Regions from separate parts of the Homo sapiens genome. Here region 1 is linked to region 2. A link is a loop called in an ENCODE intact Hi-C map of the cell type or tissue named here. Cell type or tissue: GM12878. All regions are shown on one strand. Each heading gives the region's core, and the rest is flanking DNA. Links, peaks and the distances in the headings are about the cores only.

What was found. Peaks named below come from ENCODE experiments on the same cell type or tissue, not always from the same donor. Only the 100,000 strongest peaks of a DNase experiment are listed, where the experiment ranks them.
Region 1: a loop joins it to region 2, with 4 times the contacts of the local background. A loop is called at or near these places in 23 of 110 quality-filtered maps.

What each region holds. Positions count from the first base shown.
Region 1 is chr9:99,804,250-99,812,035 of GRCh38, reverse strand. LOC101928438 (a long non-coding RNA gene) reads left to right here. Exons shown (of 7, transcript NR_109802.1): 2 at 6,045-6,165. Among named protein-coding and RNA genes, the nearest start is that of NR4A3, 14 kb to the left of the region's middle. In GM12878, for the core only: a CTCF peak has its summit at 4,570 (motif pointing left); no DNase peak of the experiment used is centred there.
Region 2 is chr9:99,262,284-99,270,512 of GRCh38, reverse strand. No RefSeq gene overlaps it. Among named protein-coding and RNA genes, the nearest start is that of SEC61B, 44 kb to the right of the region's middle. RefSeq lists an enhancer at 7,058-7,197. In GM12878, for the core only: a CTCF peak has its summit at 3,787; a DNase peak (open chromatin) is centred at 3,832; H3K27ac peaks cover 504 bases.

The DNA of each region.
Region 1 (7,786 bases), core at 1,476-6,475, 540 kb before region 2:
TACTACTTTCATGGTTTCTGTTTTGCATTTAAATTTTTGATCCATTTTTCCTGGTGTATGGTATGAGAGGTAGGTCCAACTTTATTTTTTTCCAAATGGCTACGCAGTTGTCTCAACACCATTTGTGAATAGTCTACCTCTACGCTGTTTTGCTTCTTACTCAAAACAAGACTGATTCATCTCCTTTTTTTTTTCACACCTACTCTGCTGTGACTGAATATGAATACAATTCTCTGCTTTCCTTCCTGTAGAACACCTTCTTCAGTGGCAGAGATGTCTTTCTCCCTGCTGCCTCCCTGCTTTCCTCAGCAATACCGCACGCAGCCTGGCAGTCAGTTAATGTTGGAATGAATACGGGGTACTCAGAAGCTCTCCAGGATTTTTCATTGAGCAATAACTGGTTAAAAAGAAATCCTAACTGTAATCAGGTTCCTTAGAAGACTGTTCAAACTGGAGATGTCTTCGGGCTCTCTCTAGTCATGGTGATCAGTTATTCCAGAAGCTAAAGGTGTACTACCTGGGTCCTTTACTCTAGAGGCAGTCCGATTTGGGTTGCTTCCCTCCATGCAAATTACTCTCATCTGCTACCTCTGCTTTGTCTGACAGCATGGGATATTACCTTCTGTAATTTGAGATGGGAACCATAAAATGCCAACAAGGTGGTGTTGATTCCCCATGATGCAATGGCCAGCTCAAGAACCTCATTTACTTGGAAAGTGAGGCTGTGGATAAATGATTTTGGAAACATTCCTTCTCAGTTTGAACCCCAAGCAGATGTTGTTTCATCTGTGGAACCTAGGGAAAACCCTAGCTTTGTTCTTCTAGGTGAGAGTGTCCAAGCAGGCAGATGAAACTGAATTTATTTGATACCTTTCCTTACTAGCATTCTCTAAGCTATGTGGGCTAGTTTTATAGCTACCTGATAAAAGACTTCCTTCCACTTTGAACCATTGCCCTAGGCTATATTTCCTTTCTAAACTTGTCCAGGCCATCTTGCCTATTCTTTATTATTGAGGCTTACCTTTTGATCCTGTTTCTTATCTCTGCCTTCAGACTTGCCGCCTGATGCTGGTAGTACCCTCTTTGTCCAGTACCAATTTGACTTAAAAGTTATTTTGGCCAAAAGCAATGTGGTCAAGTACAATTTAGCTGAAAGCAAGTTGGTTAACTGATTTGTTGTAATCAGCTATTAATTGAAACAATGATTTCGTCAAAACAATGAGTTGGTCAAAATGAATATCCTGTTAATAGTTTTTGAGTAGTGGTAATTTCAGTGTAAAATGATTAGATACTTTTGGTCCATTTTCTAGGGACTTTTCCAGTATTTTTCTTTTACAGTTCAAGTTAACTTTCAGCTATGGCAGCATTTGATTGCTTGTGATTTCAAAAAGTTAAAGCAACCTAGCTACCCAGTAATAGGAGAATAGTTGGACAAGAGTAATCTTAACTAAAAGGCAATAAGAGGTTAATTGGAACAAACAAAACACCCAGTGATAAGATAAAAACATGTTTCCTGTATTATTTTTCTTTTCCCCTCATAAAAAAGGCTGTGCATATGCAGTACAGGACATTCAGAAAAATGTAGATAAAGACTAGAAGGAAAAAAGAAAAAAGCTATAAATTAATTCACCCAGGAATAACCACTGTTGTCCTTCCCTATCCTTCTAAGTGCATTTTATACACATAAACTCTACCTATAGTTTGTAATTTGCCATAATTTATTTAAGCATTCTCCAGTTATTGGTTAGTCACTTTTGTTGAGAATCAGATTTTGGTTCCTTTGTGCAACTGTGGGCCAGGCTACCTTTAGCTGGGAATAGATTGCCTTTCTCTTTTCCCTTCTGTCCCTCAATCCTGCCTAGGCCTGCATCCAGCCTGGGCTCTCAAGGCCCCCCTGCCTGCTTTAAGTGAGACACTTTGTAAATGAAACCATTCTGCCAAGCCTTTCTATGGTTACTAAAGAGGCCTGGTTCCAGAATTCCTGTGGAACTCTCTGGTTATATATAAAAATTTTTTTGGAGTTCATGCTTGATATATGTTATATGTATATGTATGCAAATCAGATAGAGTGAAGAGATGGGAGGGATTATATTGGGTCTCCATTAAAATAAGAATAAAGAGGCATTGCAGCAGAGAACTCCATTATCAGTGGAGGGAAATTAGGAGATTTTCTCTAAAACAGGGTTGGCAAATATGTGCTATGTGTTGTGCCTGAACCTGAGTCATGATAGACTCACTAATCAGTCATGGCACTATTTCTCACTAGATCCAGACTCAGCTTTAAGTCTTTCTCAAGGTTGGGTTCTAGGTGGCTGTATCCACTGTAGTTGCTGTGGGAGACAAATGAGTTACTACTCTTGCTTCTAAGATGTTACATTAAAGTTATTGTTTTTTGTTTTTTTTTTTTTACAGTGGATTGACCAAGAAAGTTTTTGTTTGTTTGTTTTTCTTTGAGACAAAGTCTTGATCTGTTGTTCAGGCTGGAGAGCAGTGGCAAGACCATGGCTCATTGCATCCTTGACCTCCCGGCTCAAGCGATCCTACTGGCTTCAGGTAGCTGGGACTACAGGTATATGCCACCACACCGGGCTAATTTTTTTTAATTGTAGAGACAGGGGTTTCCCTATGTTGTCCAGGCTGGTCTCAAACTCCTGGGCTCAAGGGATCCTCCTACCTTGGCCTCCCAAAGTGCTGGGGTTATAGGTGTGAGCCACCATGCCTGGCCTGACTGGGAAAGTTTTAATAAAATGTTTTCTATCTGATAAATAAGTTCATGTTGAAAAATATGGGATGTGAGCAAAGAGTAATTATCTGGATTTCAGGCAAAGCACATGCCTTGTAGTTAAGATCATTGAAGCAGCATAATCACATTATAGATTTGTTATGGAGTGAAAACAATGTCATAATAATACTCATCAGTATAAATTGCCCATGGTATGGTCATGGTGATTGACTCCCCAGTATTCATCCCACCGCAGGTGATTTGTCTAAGCAGTCATGGTTAATCCCATTTCCCTTGCCGGTGAAGAGTTAGGAATGGCCTGTAACCTATTCTGGCCAATGAGAGATGAAGGAAAAGTCTACAGACGGCTTGAGTGCTTCTGGGAAAGGATTTATTGATTCTAAACAGAGAGAAAAGAAAGAGATGATGCCTCATCTCCCTGTGATTTTATGTTTGAGTATAGTGGCTAGAACTGCTCTATCCATCTTGGGACCATGAGGGAAACTAGCTTTGGGGGGTGCAGCTGATCTAGATGATGACAGAACAGATGGAAGAAACCTGAGCCCTTGATGACCTTCCTGAATTGCTGATTGTATTGTACTTGGTCTGCCTTACCTCTGAACTTCCAGTTCTGTGAGATAATACAGTTCCTCATTGTGTAAGTAGGCATGATCTGCGAATTTGTCATTTGCAGCCAGAAACATCCTGATGTGATACCTACTTTGTCCCAAGCAGATTCACGTCAGGTGGATTTGATATTATTTGGATAGGTTTCTTTTTGCTGGGGCTCTTCCCTCCCCATGTCTTCTGCCTTCATAAAGTGGATGCAGATTCTAACTGGCCAGGTCTTGTCTCTATCTTTTCTAAGGGGCTCTGCCTTAGACCAGGGATCTTCATAGGAAGCAGCAAGGAATCAAACAGCACTCATTGTCTCTTCCAGAGTCTTTTGGGTTGTTTGAATATCTGGTGGTGTGACTGCTACCATTTGTTGTTCATTCCTTCTTTTTCTGATTCTGATTCTGATTTCTTGCTTAGATCTTGGTCCTCACTTTTGTATATTTTGTGTCTCATGCCTGACCTCAAGATTGTTTGATAGATTTATTTTCTTCTCTTCTGCAACTCTTTCCCCTTATCTCCTTCATCCACTCCTTCCTCATCTTGTGACTTGATTTTGTGGCCAGTGGAGACTATTCTAAGCAGATGGGTATATGTTATTTGCCAGGAGCAATAGTGAGTTACATGAGTAATCATACATCTATTTGCTCTAGACTGGTAGAGTAAAAAGTAAGAGTAGTTCACCCCTTGGTCTTCTCATCTAGTACCTTTCACTCATGGCATAGAATAATAGAACTGGAAATGGTCTAGGAGTCAGAGCATTTGAGTCTTCATTATGGCCTAGCCATTTGCTACCTGAAATTTTGGGCAAGTCTCTTAAGTATATTTTTTCCTTAAAGTTTGTTGCTATTGTCTGTCTAATTTTTAAAATAGTATTATAGTGATTCAAATGAAATAATGAACCTGGCAAATGAGAAGGTTTTTTTAAAAAAACACTCAAACTTGGTTGGATTTTCTGTTTATTTTCAGTGAACTAATGTCAAAGTCTCTAAATTGTGTAGTTTGTTAGTCTCTTTGTAGAAAGGCAACGGAGTATGATGTGGGGCATAATAGTACAAGTAATTAGGGATTGAAATTTATATTTTAGTGTTAACTAGGCCTGAAAAAAAGAAAAAAGGCCACACGATATTAAAAATAAAGGTCAGGATGTTGATCTTGAGGCTTATTTCTAGTTCAACCAGAAATTCTGGTCAGCCGAATTAGGGGGAAAGAGAAACCAATAAAAGAAACACCCCCCTCTAGTGGCGAGGGGCCAGATTCTCCACTTGGTTGCTAAGATGGATGAGGGGAATGGATAACTTCTTAGGATATTTTTTGTTTCTTAAGAATTCTGAGGTTGTAGAGTTAGACTACTTAAGGGAGATCTTAGTTCAGGCTTTATTTGTCAGGAAACTTAACACATTTCTCAGGATAACTAGTATCTTGTCAGTCTCATGTGAAATTGGTTAAAAAATGTAGAGGCTACTGTTGTTGGAAGAGGTTCACAGTTTACTTTTATATAGGCCACATGGAGATCATGAAAATTAGGAGACATTTGTTGCTAAACTTCTTATTGGGTCTGAGATGATATAGTAGGTACCTTTATAATCCCATTCACAGGGGGATAAATATTTAAAGTTGTGGGTTATGCCATAGAGTAGTATTAATCTATGTTTGTACAAAATAGTGGCTGTGGATTTCCTAAGTTTTGATTTGAAATTTTTACTGGTGATCCTGAGAACCAAATGTTTAACTTGCATCTTGGGAATGATTTAATTGCTACCTATGGAAAGGCAGTGAAGTTAAGTATATTAAAATAACATCACCCATACTTTAGTGACTCAGGAGGAGCACCTAATGCTTTTTTTTTTTTTTTTTTTTTTTTTTTTTGAGGCAAGGCCTCACTCTATTGCCCAGGTTGGAGTGCCATGGTGCAGTTTCGGTTCACTGCAGCCTTGACCTCCTGGGCTCAAGCAGTCCTCCCACTTCAGCCTCCTGAGTAGCTGGGACTACAGGTGTGCACCACCACACCAGGCTAATTTTATTCATTTTTTGTAGAGATGAGGTCTCCCTGTGTTGCCCAGGCTGGTCGTGAACTGGGCTCAAGGGATTCTCCTACCTTGGCCTCTCAAAGTGTTGGGATTACAGGCATTAGCCACTGCACCTGGTGCACCTAATGCATTCTTGAAGGATGTTTCATCTTAAGGATATAAATCGTTAGTGATAATGATTGTAAGTGATTGTTACATTTGCAAATCTCAAAGTCCATTGAAGTTTTTACTGTTTCAACTTCTGTTTGGGAAAGATTATTTTACATTTGTTTAAAGATTTCTGAAGAGGCAAAATTTCAGAGAATAATATTTTTATAATACTCTGTTAGATCTAAGTTAAGACTGGAATGCCATTCAAATTCAATGGTTAAAAGGCATAAGAAAATAAATTCTTATATCAGACTGCATTATCAATATGCCATTTCCTTATTTTTAATGTCAAACTTCCTTGCCCTGAAGGAAAAAAATTGAAGCTTGCAGTTGACCAGCCATTCCATAACTTGGAGTATGTTTGGTGGCCTTTCTTATGAAATAGTAATGGAAAAATTCCATAGAAAATATAAACTCGTGTGTGGATGAAGTGAGATTATAGAGTTACGAAATTAATTTTTGTGCATAACTTGTGGAGCTGATAGCCTTAATTTATTATTGTACTTCATAAATATACTTTATTTCAGGAAAGAAGAACTAGGTCTGGCAGTAGATCAGAATCTACCTGTTGGGGAAAACCAGAAATAGGAAGAAGAGTTATTAATGGTTCATTCTTGGCTGAGAAGAATTCAGTATGGAATAATTAAGGTTAGTTTAGAGAAATAATATATGATTATGTTAAGGAGTTCACAAATATTATTGAAAGTAAACTGGTTAAAACTGATTTGTTAATGTAAATGGGGCCAATAAACCAATTAGATGATCTCGCTACTAAATTGATGTGATAATAGAGGATATCTGGAGGGAAGTAAAATAGATGATAAGGTTAGTGGTAATGAGACTTCATTAAATCCTAGTACTAAAGAGATACTGTGTACATTAGTGACAGCTTAATTCTATAAATAAAAGTTGATGTTAAGAATTGATATGGGGCCTGTGGTGACTCACACTTGTAATCCCAGAGACTTGGGAGTCTGAGGTGGGAGGATTGCTTGAGGCCAAGAGTTCCAGACCAGCCTGGGCAACATAGTGAGACCCCCCTCTCATTCACTCATAAATAAATACATAAATAGCAAGCCCAATGTGGTGGTGAGTGCCTGTATTCCCAGCTACTTAGAAGGCTGAGCCAGGAGGATCGCTGGAGCCCAGGAGTTTGAGGCTGCAGTGAGATATGATTGCCCCACTGTACTCTAGCCTGGGGGACAGAGCAAGACCCCATCTCTAAAATAATAATAACTGATACAATGTTGGCACTGCTGAAATTAGGCAGGTATTATTTGTGTAAAGAGTTGTAACAAAAGGACTTGATTAAAGAGCCCAGGCTCCAAACTCATTTGAAATTCCAGGTAAAGTATAAGAATAATAATTCATATTTGTATGGGACTTTATAATACTCTGAATGTTTTCATATACAAGATCTCCTTTGATTCTTATAAGAACTCAGGGTAATAGTAGTACAGGTTTGGAGGTTCTGAGAGGCTAACAGACTTACTGAAGCAAATAGGGACTAAATGACAGGAGTGGGACTTGAACCCAGGGCTCCCTACCAAAATGCTTTTGCTCACTGTGTTGCTTTTTTGTGGTTGCTGTAACAAATTACTACAAACTAGGTCGCTTAAAGCAATAGAAATTTATTCTTTAACTCTTTTGGAGGCCAGAAGTCCAAAATCAAGGTGTTGGCTGAGCCACATTCCCTCTGGAGGCTCTTTGGGGGAGAAATCTGTTCCTTGCCTCTTCCAGTTTCTGTTGTGTATGGGGCATTCCTTGACTTGTGGCTGCCTCACTCCAGTCTCTGCCTCTGTGGTCATTATAGCCTTCTTTTCTGTTCTGTGTCTTCTCTTCTGTGTGTCTCAAATCTCTCTCTCTGCCTTTTTCTTCTAAGGACTGACTTTAAGAGAATCTACTTGTCACTGGATTTAGGGTACACCTGGATAATCCAAGATGATCTCACCTGAAAATTTTTAATTACATCTGCAAAGACCTTTTCTTCAAATAAAGTAATATTCACAGGGTCTGGGGATTGGGATATGGATGTGTCTTTTCAGGAGCCACCATTTAACCCACTAAATTCATTATATGCTGTTTAATGCTGTATCTTCCTTTTGGATTGAAGAGATATGCTTCTGTTTGAAGATGGGCAAGTGGGCTAGGGAATTTTTGGCTAGTAGGTAGAAAGGAACTTTAAAAATATTTCTGGTTGGTGCTGTTTAGTAAGTGCTTGTTAAACTTTCAGAGGTCAAATATCTTGAACACAAATTGGAGAAGGAGT
Region 2 (8,229 bases), core at 1,672-6,671:
GAGCCAAAGGGGATAAATATTTTTTAAATGTACTGCCAAATTGCCTTCCAAAAGACCTTACCAATTTATATATCCTCACCAATGAGAAAAAGACGGCTCCTGCTTCCTTCATATCCACCAACACTCTGGTTATTTTTGACATTTTAATTTTTGCCAATTTGTTAAGTGGAAAGTAGATTTTAAAAAAAAGAATTGTATTTCCCTGGCCATTGATGAAGTTAAGCATATTTTATATATTTGTTGGCCATTTTTATTTATTCTTCAGTGACTTGCCTGTTCACAACCTCTATTGATTTTTCTTTTGGGTTATTCATCTCTTCATATTGATTTAGAGGAAACTTTTATATCAGTGGTGCTTTATTAATGCTTAATCTGTTTTCTGTGCTATAAAAATCTTCTCATGCTCCATCACTTATCTTTTAACTTTGCTTATCTTTGCTCATTTTTTAATGACGTACTCAAATTTTCTTATTGATTTGTAAAGACTTTTTCTATCTTAAGGATATCTGTCTTTGTCATAAGTCTTGCAAATATTTTTGTTTTCCCTTTTTTGTACTTTATTTAGAGGAGATTTTATGTTTATTTAGACACATATACCGTTGTATATCATAAGTCCTTAAAAAGGTTTTCCCTACCCTGAGATGAGATACTCACCAATATTTTCTTCATGTTTTCCTAGATATGATTTTTAAATGTGTCTGGAATTTATTTTGTTGCATAGTATGCCATAGGAATCTCAATTTTTTTTCTCCCCAAAATAGTTGGTCAAATTTCCCAATATCTTTCATCAGATTAGTCATTCTTTCCTCTCTGATTTGTAATCCCAACTTACTCATACACTTAATTTTTATTTGGACTTAAAAGAGGTAAAAATGATGTTTATCAACAATCTTGACTTCATTTGCAGGGGAGAGATGAATTGTTATTTGTTTTGGATGGGAAAGGAGAGTGCGGTGTGGGATAAAATCGGGGGAAAGCAGTTAAGATAGTCATGGAATTTGTTGTGAAAAAGGAAAGCCTGAGGAAGAAAGGCCAACAGAGAAAACTACTGAGTCATAAAAGGAACATGTTATTTTAAAAAATGACTTAGGATTCGCCATAGGGAAGGAATATTTGGGGGAATCTTAAAAAGAAGATGATGCAAACAGAACTGAATTGGTTATACTGGGCTCCCAGCTGAAGGGGAAAGGCCCACAGTCAGTCTACCTTGCCAGATAAGCCTTGAATGGTTGTCACGAAGCCTGGCATAGACTACATGTTATGTTGGGGGGTTTTAATTAGTTAAAAAATTCAAAAAACTAACATAATTGCTATATTAAATAGCTTTAAAACATATATATGTTCATTATTAAAAATTAAAGAGAGAAGCCAGGCATGGTGGCTCACACCTGTAATCCCAGCACTTTGGGAGGCCAAGGCAGGAGGATCACTTCAGCCCAGGAGTTTGAGACCAGCCTGGAAAACATAGAGATACCCTGTCTCTACAGAAAATAAAAATTAAAAAGTAACCAGGCATGGTGGCACATGCCTACCATCCCAACTACTCAGAAGGCTAAGGAAAAAAGATAATTTGAGCCTAGGAAGTTAAGGCTGCAGTGAGCCATGACTGCACCACTGCACTCCAGCCTGGGTGACAAAGCGAGACCTTGTGTCAAAAAAAAGGGAGAGAGAAAGGAAAAATAGAATCATGCTAGCTAACATTTATTGAGCACCCACTATTGTCTAGCACTATATTAGCTGCTTTACACATACTTTGCTTTATAAAAAGAAAAATTAAAACCCCTGTAATCCCACCGTCTGAGATTAACCACCATTAACACTCTGCTATATTTCCTTCCAGTCTTGTTTTCCTGATATGTATTTTATGACAGTAGCTAATAAGTGTTGAGATCTTATTCACATGCCCAGAACTAATAAAATTATTTAAACCTTTTAAAATACTTTTTAAACCTTGTAACAATGCCATGAGATAGGCAGTATTATTACCTTAATTTTACAGATAAGGAAATTGAGACTAGAGAAGTTAAGCAATGTGCCCATTCTGTATACCCAGTTTTGTTAATTTTGTCACTTAAGCTTGTATCAGGAATGTTTTCCCATGTCATTAATTATTCCACAGAAGAGATCACTTAATGGCTGCATAATAGTCCATCACATGGGCATGTCATCATTTATTAAAGTATTTCAGTGTTTCTCTTCAATTCTTGGTGATTTTTAATAGAATAAATACTGCTGTGATTAACACCCTTGTACTTAAAATTTTATGCATGTCTGAGCACTCAGATAAAAACAAATTGCCGGGCGCAGTGGCTCACACCTGTAATCCCAGCACTTTGGGAGGCCGAGGCGGGTGGATCACCTGAGATCAAGAGTTCGAGACCAGCCTGGCCAACATGGTGAAACCCTGTCTGTATTAAAAATACAAAAATTAGCTGGGCATGATGGCAGGTGCCTGTAATCCCAGATACTCGGGAGGCTGAGGTGGGAGAATCACTAGAACCTGGGAGATGGAGTTGCAGTGAGCCAAGATCTGGCCATTGCCCTCCAGCCTGGGCTATAGAGCAAGATTCTGTCTCAAAAAAAAGAAAGAAAGAAAGAAAGAAAGAACGATTGATTAACAGTTGATTTACTGAGTCACTTTTTTCAGGATCTTTCCACATATTGTCGAATTGCCTTCCAAAAAAATTCTACCATTTTATAATAGACCAGCGATAAATGAAAGCATCCATTTTATGCCCCAGGCAACATTAGGTATTATTAATTTTAAATCCTAGACCATTTAAATGGGTAAACAATATATATCATAATTTTGTTTCATTTTTATTATACAGGAGAAACAGAACAGACTTTGGTTCTTCCAAAAATTTTAACGAAGCCTCTATCATACTCCCGGCACTCTTGTGGGGGCTAAGGATACAACAATGAACAAGACAGACCCAACGTGAACCTCTTAGGGCTCACAACTTAACATAAGGGGTACATTGAACACAAATTAATGAATTCCAATTGTATGTTCTATAATAAGCATTTGTAGTACTTAGTGTTTATTGACCCTTTTTAAGGTAAAGCACCAAGAACTTATTGAATCTTCGTGACAACGCTTTTACGTAGGTACTATTATTATTTCCCTTTTACAAATGAGGAAACTGAGTCACCGAGAGGTTAAGAAATTTGCCCAAAGTCCTAGAACCAATAAGTAGCAAAGACAAGATTCAAATCCAGTCAGAGCAGCCCCAGTGCCCTTAACCACTATACCATAATGCTTTCCTTCTGCTAGAAGAAAGACGTGTGGGCTGCTGTGAGATGCTGAAAAGAGTGAAAGAAGATGCAGAAAAATGAAACAAAGCAGATGTTAGCCAATAGTAAAAGGGAATAGAGATGGCAGGAGTTCACTTGGTCAGCAATATTGCCATGAAGTGCTGAATTGTATCTTTCCTCTTTTTTTCAGAGGAGTAGGTGAGGGTGACACGTGACAAAAATCAGCAGGTAGAACATTGGACAATAAATCAACCTGGAACAGTCCAAACAGGAAAGGAGTAGCCTAAATTCTCCTGCTAGGAGGCAGAGGAAAGAAGGGAGAGACCTCCACCTCCCTAGGCCTCAAGGAATCGAAAGATACATTGTTCAGTAGCAGCAGTCAAAACTGAGACGATAAGGAGAAAACGAAAACTTTTGCTTTTCCAGGGCTCCTGGCCAAATACCTCCCAGTGCGGTCTGAAGCCCCCGCTGGAGGCACCTGTGGTTTTGCAGACCAGCGGGCTCCATTCTGGTGGGCTGCAGCGCCATCTAGCAGGCGTGAGGCTGAACGGCGTCATAACAACTGGCAGTCCAAGAGTCCTTGAAAAAACAAGGACCCACGTGGCTAGCACCGTGCTAAGGTCACTGTGGTGAACAAACAAGTCTCTGCCCTTGAGAAGTTCACGGTCCATCTCGGGAGACAATCACAGACTCTAGAGCAGAGACCTGTGCAAGTGTGCAGGAAACACGGAGGGGCAAGGCTGACCTTACCTGGAGTTCAGGGAAGGTTACATAGAGAATGTGCTATTCAAATCAGCTCTTCAAAGATGAGTCATTATTAAAGATGAGTACAGTAGTAGAAGATGGAAGAAACTTCCAGGCAATAAGACTGGAAGCTCAAAGGCCCAGAGTTGTGAAAGGGTGTAGCGCATTCAGGGAAGACTGGAATGTCCAAATCACAGCCGAGAGCAACTTGACAATTTAGCCTAGTCATTTTAAGAATTACATTACTGAGATTTGAGCAAGAAGGGGGCTTTGTGCAGATTTATATCCTAGGCTAGGAGTGTCCACATTGGAACCCATGACTCCTGACTCTCGTTCCCATGTGCCTCCCACTGAACCATGGAAATGCAAGGCCAGCCACCTCCATCCAGCTCCCTGGGAAGGGCCACATTCACATGGCAGGGACCACTAGTGAGGCTGTGTGCATAGAATTGAGACCTTGAACTCAAGAAGAAGACACACCTGCACTCAGTAGCTCCACCAGTAGCTATGTAACTTTCATCAAGTTACTTATTCTTTCCGAGTGTCCATTTCCTTATCAGTCAAATGGGAAAGATGACAGCCCTTACCTCGTACAGTTGTTGTGAGAGTGGAAAGAGTGAATTCACATTAAGGGCTTGGCACAATGCCCAGCACATGCTAAATGCTTGATAATGAGATATTAAAGACCATAATTTTAATATTGTCACTTTTTTATTGTACTATTTTGGTTTTATTTTTTTACTCAGAAGTATGATTATTGATTTTTTATTTATAATTTTTACTATTTCTTATTAAGTGTTGAGAACTGGGGCCTTTCTGGTTGCATAAGAACAAACACAGAAGCCCCAGTCCTATTTTCAAAACTTGAAGGGCTGTGCTGGAACGAGGGAGTAGAGGTGGACTGAGGTGCCCCAAGTGCCAAGCTGGGCACGATGGCTGAGAGCTGCAGGATGGAAGATTTCGGTCCAATGTAAAGGAAACCTTGCGCACTCATCAAGGGGCCTTGGGAGGAAGGTATTTATTTGTTATTGGAAATGTTCAGTCTAAGACCAGATGACCATTTGTCAAGGCCACCTCCTACCTTGCATAGGGCAGGAAGTCACCTAGTCCATGGCACTATCTGATGCTTTAAACATCTAATTGAGCTCTAAACATCTCATTGAGCTCATATTCTAGGGGAATATGATTTGTTAGGTCATCCAGGAAGACGGCTGTCTGTTTATAAATTTCAGTCATAAGCAATGCTCGAAGAAGTCAGGATCCATAACACATAACCTTGTATTTCAGAGTAATTTGTTAGATTTTAGCTGGAAGCATGAGGAAGAGTCTGAGATGCTCGTGTCAGGCTAGAGACCAGGGAAATGGGCTAAAGGAAGAGAAGGCAGCTCAGCTTACCCTCAAATGCTGCCCAGAAAATGTGCTTTCATTCTGAGAAGACGTGCACGGCTGTCACAACCCTGAGAGCCATTAGAGCGTAGAGGTACCTACTGTCTTAAAATAATTCAATAACAAAGCACACAAAATGCTCACTATTCAAACATTTATACAGGGTCTGCTATGTGCAAAGCACTTGGAATATAAAAGTAAATCTAGAGCCGGGCACGGTGGCTCATGCCTGTAATCCCAGCACTTTGGGAGGCTGAGGCGGGCGGATCACCTGAGGTCAGGAGTTCCAGACCAGCCTGGCCAACATGGTGAAACCCTGTCTCTACTAAAAATACAAAAAATTAGCCGGGTGTGGTTGCAGGCGCCTGTAATCCCAGCTACTCTGGAGGCTGAGGCAGGAGAATCGCTTGAACCCAGGAGGCAGAGGTTGCAGTGAGCCGAGATCGTGCCACTGCACTCTGGCCTGGGCAACAAGAGTGAAACTCCATCTCAAAAACAAAAAGTAAATCTAAAAAGCAGATAGAGCTAAGAAGGTTATAGTCTAGAAGAGGCAATAAGACCTGAGTAGAAAATAACTGCAATCCAAGGTAGAAAATGCCTAGTGTTGTGAAAGAGGCACATGGGATTGTATGGCTTTCACAAGAGGAAGCACTGGAGGAAGGTTTTGCAGAGAAAATGACATCTAAGCTGGGCCTTTAGTAACACAAAAGACTTGCACCCCAAATGATGGAAGGGAATAACATCTCAGGGGAAAAAGTAGTGTGGGCAAAACTGCAGAGTTCCAAAAGCATGGGCTGAAGAATTGGAAGTACAAGTAGGTGGCGCCCCCTGTGACTGGAGCACAGGGAGTGTGGAGGGGGTGGGGCAGGATGTAAGATCAGAGAAGTAATTAATCATCCAGTAGTTGCACTCCTAGGTATATTACCAAGAGAATTGAAAACATACCTCCACATAAAAGACCGATACACCAATGCTTATAGCAGTTTCACTCATAATAGCCAAAATGTAGAAACAAACTACTGTCCATCAACTGACAAATGGATAAATGAAATGTGTTATATCTATACAATAAAATATTACTCAGCATTCAGTAATAGGAGGGAGTGAAGTATCAATACATGCTACCATGGATGAACCTTGGAACTGTTCCAAATGAAAGAAGACAGTTACCTAAAATGCATACTGTATGATTCCATTTATATGAAAGGTCCAGAATAGGGAAATCTATAGAGACAGAAAGTATCCTAGGGCCAGCAGGGAGACAACGGGATTAGGTGTTGATGGAAAAGGGTTTCTTTTGGGGATGGTGAAGGTGTTGATGGAAAAAGGTGTTGATGTTAAAGGGTTTCTTTTGGGGATGATGAAAATGTTCTATAATTGAGCATGGTGATGGTTGTACAATTCTGTGAATATACTAAAAACCATTTAATTGTACATTTTAAATAGGTGAATTGTATGGTATGTGAATTATATCACAATAAAGATATAACCCCAAAAATGGTCCTTCCCCAGAGGCAGCAATGAGAAGCACTGGAATAGACCACAGAGAACACTTAGTCTCACTCCCACGGTGCAGAAGGAAACATTAAGACCCAGAGAGGGGAAAGATTTCTCCAGGGTCTCACCACAGGTCAACAGCAGAGCTGCAACTAGAACACAAGACTCCGCCTGTGCCCTCAGTGTCCTTCCCACTGCACGGGACTATTCCCAACATTCTTCCACTCCTAGGACCACACCCTTCAAGCAGAATTCATGATCATGGCTGTCAGAGTCTACCTAGAGAAAGGGAAGTAGAAGCAGAATATTTGTGGTTCAGTCTCAGGATTGGAAGAAAGGTCATAACTGAGGCTTATATCCCCTTTTTAATATTTCCATCACACGGTCATCTAGCAAACCTTGAACAATCTTGATGATGGGAAACTTGGTACCTCCAAAACGTCTCTGAACAACTTTGTGGTGCACAGAACTGCATCTCCCTCCAGCTTCCTCCTGATGACGGGAGAGCGAAGGGCCACACTGTAGTCAGACTGTTGTGAGAGGCTTTACAATGAACCGCAGCTGCATTTGCATTGCTTTTTCTCACTTGATTAAGTGCTTCTAAGGCAGAGGCTGTGTTTTTGTGTTTTGTTTTGTTTTGAGATGGAGTCTCGCTCTGTCGCCCAGCCTGGAGTGCAGTGGTGCAATCTCGGCTCACTGCAACCTCCGCCTCCCAGGTTCAAGCAATTCTTCTGCCTCAGCCTCCCGAGTAGCTGGGACTACAGGCATGTGGCACCATGCCCAGCTAATTTTTGTATTTTTACTAGAGATGGGGTTTCACCATATTGGCCAGGCTGATCTCGAACTCCTAACCTCATGATCCACCCGCCTCAGCCTCCCAAAGTGCTGGGATTACAGGTGTGAGCCACCACGCCCGAACTTTTCTTTTTTTTGAGATGGAGTCTCGCTCTGTCACCCAGACTGGAGTACAGTGGCGTGATGATTTTGGCTCACTGCAACCTCCACCTCCCGGGTTCAAGCGATTCTCTTGCCTCAGCCTCCCAAGTAGCTGGGATTACAGGCATGCACCAATACGCCCAGCTAATTTTTGTATTTTTAGTGGAGACGAGATTTCACCATGTTGGCCAGACTGGTCTTGAACTCCCGACCTCAGGTGATCCACCTGCCTTGGCCTCTCAAAGTGCTGGGATTATAGGTGTGAGCCACTGTGCCCGGCCTGTGTTTGATTTTATATCTCTATCTCCTGAAATATGGCCAGACTCAGAGAAGGAAGTTCTAAACATTTGCTGAAGGAATTAGAATTAGTGAACCAAAGAAAGAAACTATAGGGCTTGATGCTTCTAA